Regions from separate parts of the Homo sapiens genome. Here region 2 is linked to region 1. Evidence: read pairs that join two places in POLR2A ChIA-PET (ENCODE). Cell type or tissue: OCI-LY7. All regions are shown on one strand. Each heading gives the region's core, and the rest is flanking DNA. Links, peaks and the distances in the headings are about the cores only. Region 1 has its middle 61 kb from the start of ANO3-AS1. Region 2 has its middle 200 kb from the start of ANO3-AS1.

The links. ChIA-PET counts read pairs that join two places held together with the same protein. Peaks named below come from ENCODE experiments on the same cell type or tissue, not always from the same donor. Only the 100,000 strongest peaks of a DNase experiment are listed, where the experiment ranks them.
Region 2: POLR2A ChIA-PET joins it to region 1 with 11 read pairs; 2 of 35 experiments call an interaction of 5 or more read pairs at or near these places.

What each region holds. Positions count from the first base shown.
Region 1 is chr11:26,224,234-26,229,631 of GRCh38, reverse strand. It overlaps a transcript of ANO3 not described here. Among named protein-coding and RNA genes, the nearest start is that of ANO3-AS1, 61 kb to the left of the region's middle. In OCI-LY7, for the core only: CTCF peaks have their summits at 2,011 and 2,210 (motif pointing right); a DNase peak (open chromatin) is centred at 2,251; H3K4me3 peaks cover 239 bases; H3K27ac peaks cover 499 bases.
Region 2 is chr11:26,084,169-26,089,566 of GRCh38, reverse strand. No RefSeq gene overlaps it. Among named protein-coding and RNA genes, the nearest start is that of ANO3-AS1, 200 kb to the left of the region's middle. In OCI-LY7, for the core only: no CTCF peak of the experiment used is centred there; DNase peaks (open chromatin) are centred at 1,826, 2,276, 2,690 and 3,306; H3K4me3 peaks cover 2,977 bases; H3K27ac peaks cover 5,000 bases.

The DNA of each region.
Region 1 (5,398 bases), core at 235-5,234:
GTTGATTAGCATATAAAAATAACAGTATGTTCCTAAAGGAAATCTAACTAGCATATGCACACTGAGATATGAAAGGGGGTTGCCTTCCCAGAACTAAGAAGCTACTCATAGCATTTACGTCATACTTTGTCATTGGCGAAGTTCCATCACATCCATTTTCCTGTTTTATGTTCACAAAGAGATGAGGAAATATTAATATACTGAGTTAACAACATAGGGTTTGCTGAAGTATATGACTTGAAGTTTGGAATGACTTGTTCAAGGTCATAGAATAAGTAAATGGCAGATCTACGCATCATACCAACCTTATGACTCAAAGCTTTATACACTTTTGATGATGATTATGATTATGTTGGAGAATTGTGTTGCACATCATGTTTTGCAAACACTTAAAATATTACCTGTTTTGAATCTCACTAACACAGAGAATTCTTGGCAGAAGGAAGTTAATGATGGTAGAAGTGACTTATCAGAAATGTTAGAGAAATTTCTACCAATATAGTAGAGCTTGAATCTAAGCAGAAAAAAAAATGTCCTCTTTATTTAAGATGTAAGGGCCTGAAAAGATTGCTGTGGGCTGTAGCACAACATAAACATTTTGTAGGCTCAGATTACTTAGAACGGAAATGGCAGTTTTAGCCACAGGATGGCATTGTTAATTATTATTTTTTTCTTACATGGTCAGAATTTTTCAGTGACTAATACAATTTTTCAACAAATACAACCAACCAAGTTTGACAATTTATCTATTGTTTTGGCAAATGATTCACAACCGTCTCCCACCAAGTGCTATCTATTGGCAGTGGGTCTTCAGCTGTTCATCTTTCTAGGATTGCCTCAGCTGCAGAGAGCCAGTACTTCATCCAAGAGCATGCCCTTCTCTGTATGGCCCACATCTAATTACCAACATAAGGATGGGTATAAAGGCCTAATTTTGCCCTGTGATAGAAAACTCTGATAGTGACAGACCATTATGTTTCAGAACTTTCTGTGGTGCTAACTTTGGGGCCAATCAAACCTTCAATGCAGCGGCTCAACTTCTTCATCTCAATTCCTTCCCCTCTCTTTTATGATACCAAGGACATACCTTAATAAATACTAATAAATATCCTACACTGATCTGTGTCTCAGGAATTACATACCATAAAACTTATCTTGTGTTTGTTGATGCCAGGAATGGACTGAGAAAGCAGAAAATATTATTAGATTTTAGTGCTACACCTCTTGTTATTCAGCAGCTTTTTCTTATAGTAAAAGGAGCACAGACAGGACCCTGGCACCATGTGCCAGTCCAATTTTAAAACTTTCACTGGGGATAAATTGTGATGTATACTGGTAGAACAGATTGTACTAGCTCATGTGTTTGGTTCAGGAATTTGAAAATTATGTGGGTCGTAGAAGCCATAAAAACAGAGCAGTACATTTGACATTTTGACAGCTTCCACCAAAATAAAACACGAGCTTTATTTAAATAATAATCATACCCTTTCGGCTAAGCCAAGATGCAAACCACAAAGTTTCAAGCTTATAATCAGGTCCAAACACCTGGAGATGCAGTAGGTTAGCACACACTGTCTCTGACTTATTGAAATGACAACTTGTATACTGAACAGGGAAGCTCTTACCTGTATTGAACCAAGTAAATAATTAGATTTTAATAGGTAGGCTTAAGTTTTTAAACTTTATGCCACTTTTTTTCTTTTACTTTGGGCTGACTTTCCAATCACACTGACCACAACATTGCTTGTATAATTAGGTTTAAAAAAATTTAAATTATGTTAAAAGTGTTTATTATTGTATATATCAAGAGTGAAACATTTTCAACTCATTGGTCACACACAACTGGAAATGGATGTCTGAACTGCTATGCTGAGAAGGAGTATAAGGCTTCAGAGAAAGCATTCGACGTGATTGAAGAGAAATGTCTGCCAGAAGTACACGGGCAGCACAAGTGGAATCATGTAGATAAAAATTCTGTCACTCTCGATTATGTAGTTCAGAATGAATAAATGAAAGTTGAGAGCTTCTTATAAGACACAAGGAGAAGAGATTTCCCAATATCAACTGTAGAGATGAATCACTGCTTACTTCATCTTTGTTTTCTAAATATGGATTTGGTTTCACAGCATTTACTAATACCTTGATCATTTCCTGAGAAAGAACAGAAAATATATACACATGCATACTCAACCATGACCAAGAGATGGTGGTATTACATAGACAATCAAGCCGTTACTTTCACATTATAAAGCAGTTGCTCAAAGGAAGAGGCTTCTAAATGGAGGCAGATGTCTGATGCAAATCATCAGAGTTATAAAATGAAGTCTAGCAAATGCATGAGACAACAGTATAAATTTTCAATAATATAAATTATTCATGTTTTTAACAACTTTATTCACAATAGCCCAAAGTAGAAGCAACCCAGTTAATCATCCATGGGTGAAAGGATAAACAAAATGTGGTAGATATGTACATTGGAGTACTATCTGGTCTTAAAATGAAAATTTTGACACATGTAACAACATGGTTGAATCCTAAAGACATTGTGCTAAGTGAAAACAGCCAGTCACAAAAGGACAAATAATATATGATTACAAGAGTTTCTTTTATAAGCATCAGTTTCTTAGCACAGCCACATTCATAGAGACAGAAAGTAGAATGGTGGCTATCAGGGTTTGAAAGAAGGGGAAATGAGGATATTATCTAATGAGTACTGAGTTTCAGTTTGGGAAAATAAAAAAACTCTGGAAATGGATGATGGTGATGGCTGTACAACAATGTGAATGTATTCAGTGCCACTGATCTGTATACTTAAAAATGGTTAAACTGGAAAATGTTACGTGTATTTTAAAAAAATAAAAGTTTAAAAACAAAAAGTTAGAAATAATGAATAAATGAGTTCTCAAAAAATTAGACCAAAATCAAATATCTAATAATTGAAAAACAGGAGTTATTAAATAAACATCACCCACTTAATGAAATATTTATGTAGCCACTGATGGTAGCAACAAGGAAAATGCCCATGATGCAGTATTAAGTAGGGGAGAAGGGAAGATAAAATTGTCATATACTATGATTTCAAGTACAAGTAAGTCGGGCTCCAGGGATAAACTAAAAGGAAATATAAAAATGTTTTAAAAATTGACACTAGATGGGTTAGACTGGTAAAATCATTTGTTTTTCATTCATATATTTCCTGATTGTTTTGGAAAGTGGATGAAATAATCTTTAACAGAAAATATGTTTATAACCAAAATTGAAAGAACTAGGGAAAATTTTTTAAATAATGTAATAGTTTATTTTTTTTTTCAGAATTTAGTGTAGGTATCTATAAATCAAGATTTAATAATCACATATTTAATTTAGGTAGCACAGAATTTAACTAAAACAAAATATGCCACACCATCTGTCTTGCCTTCTGTTGAAATGTAATTTGCCATTCTTGCCTATATGACTTAAAGAAATCTGGTCAATAAATTTGTAGTGTCCAGAAAGGAAAGTGATTTAGGGAAACACTTTTGTATCATTTTTTTAAGAAGACTGAATATGGATATAGGGAATACGAGAGGCTTGTAGGGGTTGTACATACTAGAATAACCCCCCAAAAAACTGCTCCTTGGGGTACTTAACAGGTGAGCACATAAGTTAGATCTGTCATTCTTCTGTTTAAAACCATTCAGTGGCTTCTACTAATGTATGAGTACTAATGTATAAGTAAAGATGGTTTCTAAGAATATTTCTACCATCTGTTGTGTGAAATCACTCAGAACCATAACACGAAAGTACAAATAGAGAGATTGTGATTGTAAAATGAACATTTTCTATGTTGCTTCACTCCAGAAGTTTGTGCTTAGAGAAGAAAAATGTTTGAAAAGTACTAGGCCAAAAAGAAGCCTGAGAAATTAGCCTAAATCTTGTAGATCATAAATAAGAAACAAAAGAGATTTTTCCAGATTTGACATTAATCCTAAAAATTATATGTTACCAAAAATGATTGTGTCACTGAAAGCAACTACTTTAATGAAATGAAGAAACTCAAACCAAGCATAATAGAGACAATAATAAATTATCTTTCTATTCTTGCTATATAAAAAGTTATTGCAAAATCGATGTCATATGAAGAGGCTAGTAGAGAGCATGAAGCTAAAAGTCATAGGGAAAAATGCATGAAAGAGGGTGTCAGGCAGCTAATTAACAAAAATAACGTTATTTTTCTGCAGTTAGTGTTTTTGTGCAAATTGTCAGCTTTCTAAAAAAGTAATTGTAGTAATTTACTTGTCTCACTCTAAATAAATGTTCCCTTTTATACTTAATATTATATTTATAATCTTGTATTATTATTTCTTAAAAAGGGGCTCACAAATCATACGAGCTTCAAGCCCCACAAATCCTCAAGCATTCCTGTTCTCAAGCCAGAAATAATTTCTTATTTAAATTTTCTAAGACTCTTGTGCTATTTTTTTCCGCCACTTACTGGTTCCTAACTAAATACATATTATTTTAGTTCAGTGCCTACAATACACAAAAGATTATGCAGATTTAAGATGGCTCTCTAAGGAGAGAATCTTTTCTTGACATGACCTCAGTAGTGAACATTTAATAAATGAATATTTAAAAATTGTTACTATACAGAGTACATGCCATTTTATATTTATAATAATAATGCAATAAACAAGCAAAAAGGCCTTACCCTCCAAGCAAGAGAAGATGGATGTTAGTGCACGATTACAGATCCCCACATGGCCTTGGCTAACTAAGCTCTTCCTCCTCTTGTTTGCACTTTGGTTGCCCCGATGCCAGTCAGATGGATCAAAGCCCAGCATACATTGCTGAAGCCCAAGCACTGAGGGCCCACATGTTTGGCATTGGCTGGAGATTCTACTTGCCTTACCATCCACAGGCAACAATTATAGTAGATACTTTTAATGAACAGTTGAAGAAAGCCTTGACAAAAGGATGCTTGGCAGAGGCATTTCAACCATAGATTCTGAATGTCAGGGACCCTCTGGATCCTACATACTTCATTCCAACATAGTAAAAATGTGGCCCTGGGCCACTGGATGAAGCAGTGTGCACACAGGGCATAAGGGTACTATTGGAGGAGCCCCTGAGGGGGCATGTATAGGTGGTGAACAGAGAAGCACAAAAGGGAGTGGTGAACAGTGAATGGAAGGCAAATAGGGAAACTATAGCAACATGGACTATTTTCATGTCCTTGAAAAAACTACCAATCTTTATTCCCTGCTATAGCTGCCTACATGCTTCCTGGGATGGAGAAAGATGTGGACTGCCTGGCAGACAGACACACTGGAAGACTGTAAACATGTAGGATTAACCCAGTGGGGTGCTGTGACCTATTGTACGGGGCCTGTTGGCCCTGTGCATCCAGTCACTGAAC
Region 2 (5,398 bases), core at 55-5,054, 140 kb after region 1:
TATAGTTGAGAAAAAGCAGGTGAAGGGGATTGATACATTAAATAGGTACGTGATTTATTTTTTCATTTTTTTGTGTGTGCAGCCAAAACTTGTGAGATTCAGAGAAAATATATTGCAAATTCTCCTGTTCAGAATAGAATAATTAAGTTCAACATTTCTAAAAGCTGATCCCCAGAAATGTTAATAAATATATACAGCAGGAGCAGCAGCAGGGGCAAAGAATATAATTCAATAATTTGGAATCACTGCTTAAACTGCAAAAGTTATCAAAGCCAGGATATATTAGTAAATTTTGTAAACCTTGAAAAAGGAGGCATTATATGTGTCATTTCTGAGACATATTTATAGTACACTATATTTAAAAAAATCATGGGAGAAGTCCTCGGCAATAATCTATTTGATAATAACAAAAAGATGAAATATAGAATGCTTATGGAACAAAATGGCAGAAAACCAAAATGGGATTGCTATCATGACGGGGTTGCTATCATGACTTTCTCGTGATACATAGTTGTATTATTTTAAAAGTCTTACAATGGTCTGAGACCTATTCACTTTAATTCCATGTTAAACAACTCATCTTTCTTACTAATATTAAAATGAAACAATTTTGGCATTTTTTTCTGTGAAACATGGAAATGTGTTTTAACCACAGGAGTTGAGGATAGGAACATCTTTGTGAACTGTGGTGGAAAATTAAATTTCTTGGAGGAGTCTGTTGACAATGAAGAAATAGAATCTACATCAGTTAAGAACTGTATTGAGCTGCAAGAAATCAAAAGGACCATTCTGGTAGCTTAAACAGAAGAGGATTATTTTTCTCACATGGAAAAATCTGAATGGAAATAATTAGTATTCATTCAGCTACTCAGTGATGACGTTTGGGTCTCTGGGTTTTTTCTTCCACTCTATTATAAATCAACAAGGACCAAAGTCTATGCTTTCTGATTCTACATTCAATAATCTTTAGACTACAATATCTAATTGTCTCAGAGTGAGAGGGTCACTTAGTCAGCTAATAGGTTTTAGGAAGTCATAAATCATTTTGCTTAGAAAAATAAAATGTGAACAAATAACAAGTATGTGCACATACCATTGGCAAACCAAAGTTAATTCCTTCTTAGTGACCCATGATATCATTAGAGAGTTTGGAGACATGGAATTTGTTTTTCAAAAGTCTTTACTACCAAACCCTCATAAATCGAGTTGGGAAATATATTTTCATTGTCTCCAGAAAGATCTGATTTCAAGTTCAAAATATTCTACATATTAAATATATATAATTTTCCTTGGATTATTTAATACCTCTGAAACTGTCTAAATTGGGGATAATGCATTTCAAGAATAATGTGAAGACTAGTTTTTTACCTATGGAAACTTCAAAGCAAATGACCCACCTATCTTATTATGCTGTGTTGACTTTCTGAATACATGCTGCTGCTGATGGTGTTAACTGCTTCTTCATTGATCACTAAAAAACATAGGCTGGCAGATTGTGTTTTTTCCCTCCAAGGCACTACAAGATTTCTTGTCTTGCATGTTCTTCCCAAGACTTGTCAATTCATAACCAAGATTTGCAGTCTATATTCCCTTTATTTGAAATTGATCAGGACTTTTTGAAGTCTCACCAAGTAAAATACAGTGACAGATATTCCATGACTTCCACAACTGCATCACAAAAGGTGATACGGCTTGTTCATGGCACAGCGTCTCTCTTGGGACACTCACCCTGGCAACTTATCTTCCAAGTAATGAGGAAGTCCAGAAAACACTAAGAGCCATCTTGTCTGTGTTGCACATAAGGCCATGGCCAACAGTCAGACTCAACTACCAGACATGTGAGTGAACAAATATTCTGATAATTTCAGTTCCCATTTTAGAGGCACTCCAGCTGTAGCTGGGTAGATTTAAAGAGAACCTGTTTTCATTGAGCTATGCCTAAATTGTAGCTTCATAAACACAATTATATTGCTGTTATTTTAAGCCACAAAATTATTCAATGGATTACTACAGAATAACAGGTAATCGGAAGGGTGATAATATTCATCAAAGTACTGAATAATGAATAACAAAATCCTGAGTCCACAGTTGTCTCCGTAACACATTTTTTTTCAATTTGAAAGATTATGTTTTTGTTTCAGTTTAATCATAAACTCTCTGAATTAAGTAGCTATGTATTTAAATATCATGTTTAACTGTGATTCTGCCTAGTTGGGGGTGGAATGTGACCCCCATTGACAGCTGATATCAAACAGAGATTGAAACAGACCTTCCTAGAGGAATTGAAACCTTACCACAGGTGTCACAGCTAAATTCAGCATCATTTTAAAACATAATATGATTTGGTAGGAGCCAGTTTCCTTTTTCATGTTTTCATACTTAAGCAAGTTATTTTTAAAATAATATATATGGTTATGTGAAATTCATGTTTCTTTATTATCTAAAAAGACTTTAAAAACCACACTATTTTATTTCTTCTCTTGAGTAAGCATGACAATATTTTTACACATATTTCAAAAAATAACGTCTTAATCTATTCTTTTTCATTTGATCTAAACATCCCTTAATGAAATTTAACTTTTCATCTTCAAAGTGTCTCTGTAATAAAGTGTCTTCACAATACAATGTTAGACCTGAAAAAAAAGAAATGCTATATAAAAGGATGTAATCACCATGACTTAAGGGGATGAAAGCCTTCTCAAAGAAAGGATATTATTCCAATCATTGTAACTACCATTTGTAGTGTATTTATCATGGGCTTTGTTTGTTGCTAGGGGGCTTCAAAAAATTATCTCCAATCCTCAATGAAAAGTTGTCAGTTTAGTATGATTTTGTTCCTTTTATATGGAGAGAGAGGAGCTCAGAACATTTAACTCACCTGCTGTTATATAATTAGTAAATGGCAGAAGCAGACACATGATCATATTCTATATTTTATACAACTAAAAATATAAAACAGATGCATCAATATAAATCTAACTCTACCCTTTAATAGAGAACACAATATGTCCTCCTCCTTGGTTGCAAGCGACATAAAACCTTTTTAAAAATTTGTACAGTTTGAAAACTACCATGCCTATCTTCTAAAATGTGTAAATACAACATGTTTATATCCTGTGGATCTGTTTAATACTTGGTCTGAGTTGGAACCTGAAGTATTACTTCCAGATCATTATAAAACATATTTTACCAAGCTATTATAATAATACAGAGAACATCAAGCACCTATAATCTCTTGAAATAAGAGATATATTGCCTTTCCAGAAGGACAATTCACTGAACTAAGTGGAAGCTAAGAGGTCTCCACTTAGCTTCCACTTAGATGAAAGATGAAAAACAAACTCATCTGTCCTTTCATTAAGTGAGATGTCATGAGCTGCTTAAGGCCATTCAGAAAGAAAAAATATACTAGAAGCTCTCAGAGAAGAGGCCTATTTCCTCTCTGCTCTCTACTCTTGTTTATTCGGTCCCACTGGGCCAGGCAGCATTTATTATGGAAGCAAACCCAATTTATTACTGATGATTTTTTAAATTGCTCACTAAGGGCAATTGTTGAGGTACTAGGAAATCCAATTCCATATTTTCCAAAATGCCTGAAGCTAAACTTATGATTAATTCTTTTGATTATCACCAAAGATGCATTTTTAATATTTCTTCCAACATGCAGCAGTCAGTAGAGAAAATGCTTTCAGAAAACAAAAAGAAAAAAAATACACACACAAACACACACACATAAATATTACAGACTCATTGATTCTGAGAACTAAATATTGATATTAATTTTATAGCTATTTTTCCTTAAAATTTTAATAAACTATACAATTACAGAAATAACAGACTAATATTAGCATTTTTAGGGAAAAATTATGCTGATATTTAAACATGGATGTTAAGTATTCAATTTGTTTTCTAATACAATTTTAAATAACTGAAATCTCAAGCTATAAAATCCATATAATTCAGGAAAGACAGATTAGTAGTAATCAAGGTACAATTAATACCTACTGCACCTCTAAGAATAGTGAGAGTCCTCATATTTTTAAATAAATCTCTTCTCTCGAGACTTCTAGGATGCAACTACTACAAACCATCTGACTCCTGCTCAACAAGCAATTTTACTTTGTTTTGTCAATGAACTAGTCAGTTGGAAGTTGGTAAGAAATTTTTTCAAAGGTAAAACTGAATGATCTGTTTTCTACCCCTCAAAAACGTATTTCAGAACACAAAGAATGTTGCATTAACATATACAAAGTCTATTTCTCATATGAAGCTCTTATTGCTACATATTTCCCAAGAAGAAAGAAGGTTTCTCTCTCATCCCTTTAGGCTATTTCCTGACAAAGCCCACTGGAACTTAAAATTCATGCATTTATTTGATATGTTTATTATACATCCCTGTATGCCTGGATCTGATTTGGTTTCTTCTCAAATCGATAACTTCTGCTATTTGGTGTACCCCAGGGCTTAGTCCTTGGACGTTTTGTCTTTCCTAACTACACCTACTCTGTAGGTGATCTCTTTGAATACTATTTATGGTTGATCAATCCAAATGCACATTTAATGCCTATTCTTCTTGTCTGATTTCTAGACAGGCGTAGGCAACTCTCCATTCTTTGGGGTGTTGTATTTTATCACCTGGGCTAAACTGAAATTATGTCTTCAAAATTCTTTTCCCAGTATGTGTCCAGGTTAGTGTTAGCAAAATAGAAATTTGACTGAGAATTGGAAAGTGAAATGAAACAATAGTCATTATACTCTAAGATGCATGTACAGTTGCTTATCCCTTATTTCTGTTTAGTTTCAATGGTTGCAGTTTACTAGTAGTCTAAATATATTAAACAGAAAATTACAAAAATAAACAATTTGTACATTTTAAACCATGTGCTGTTCTGAGCAGCATGATGAAATCTCCTGTTGTCCTGCTCCGTCTTGCCTGAGATGTGAATCAAACCTTTTTGCCTCATATTCATGCTGTCTATGCTATCTGTCCTTTTGCCACTTAGTAGCTGTCTTGGTTATCAGATCGACAGAATGTGACAGGCTTTGTGTTCAAATAACCCTTATTTTACTTAATAATGGTCCCAAAGCATGAGAGTAGTGATGCTAACGTTTCAAATATGACATAAAGAATTTCTAAAATGTGCCTTTTAAGTGAAGAGGTGAAAGTTCTCCACTTAATAAGAAAATAAGATCATATGCTGAGTTTGCTCAACTCTATCATAAGAATGAATCTTCTATCCATGAAATTTTAATGAAGGAAAAAGAAGTTTGCGCTAGTTTTGCTGTTGCGCTATAAACTGCAATTGGCCACAGTGTATGATAAGTGCTTAGTAAGATGGAAAGACATGCAATTTGTGAATGGAAGACATGGACAGAAAATGTGTTCCAACTGACAGCA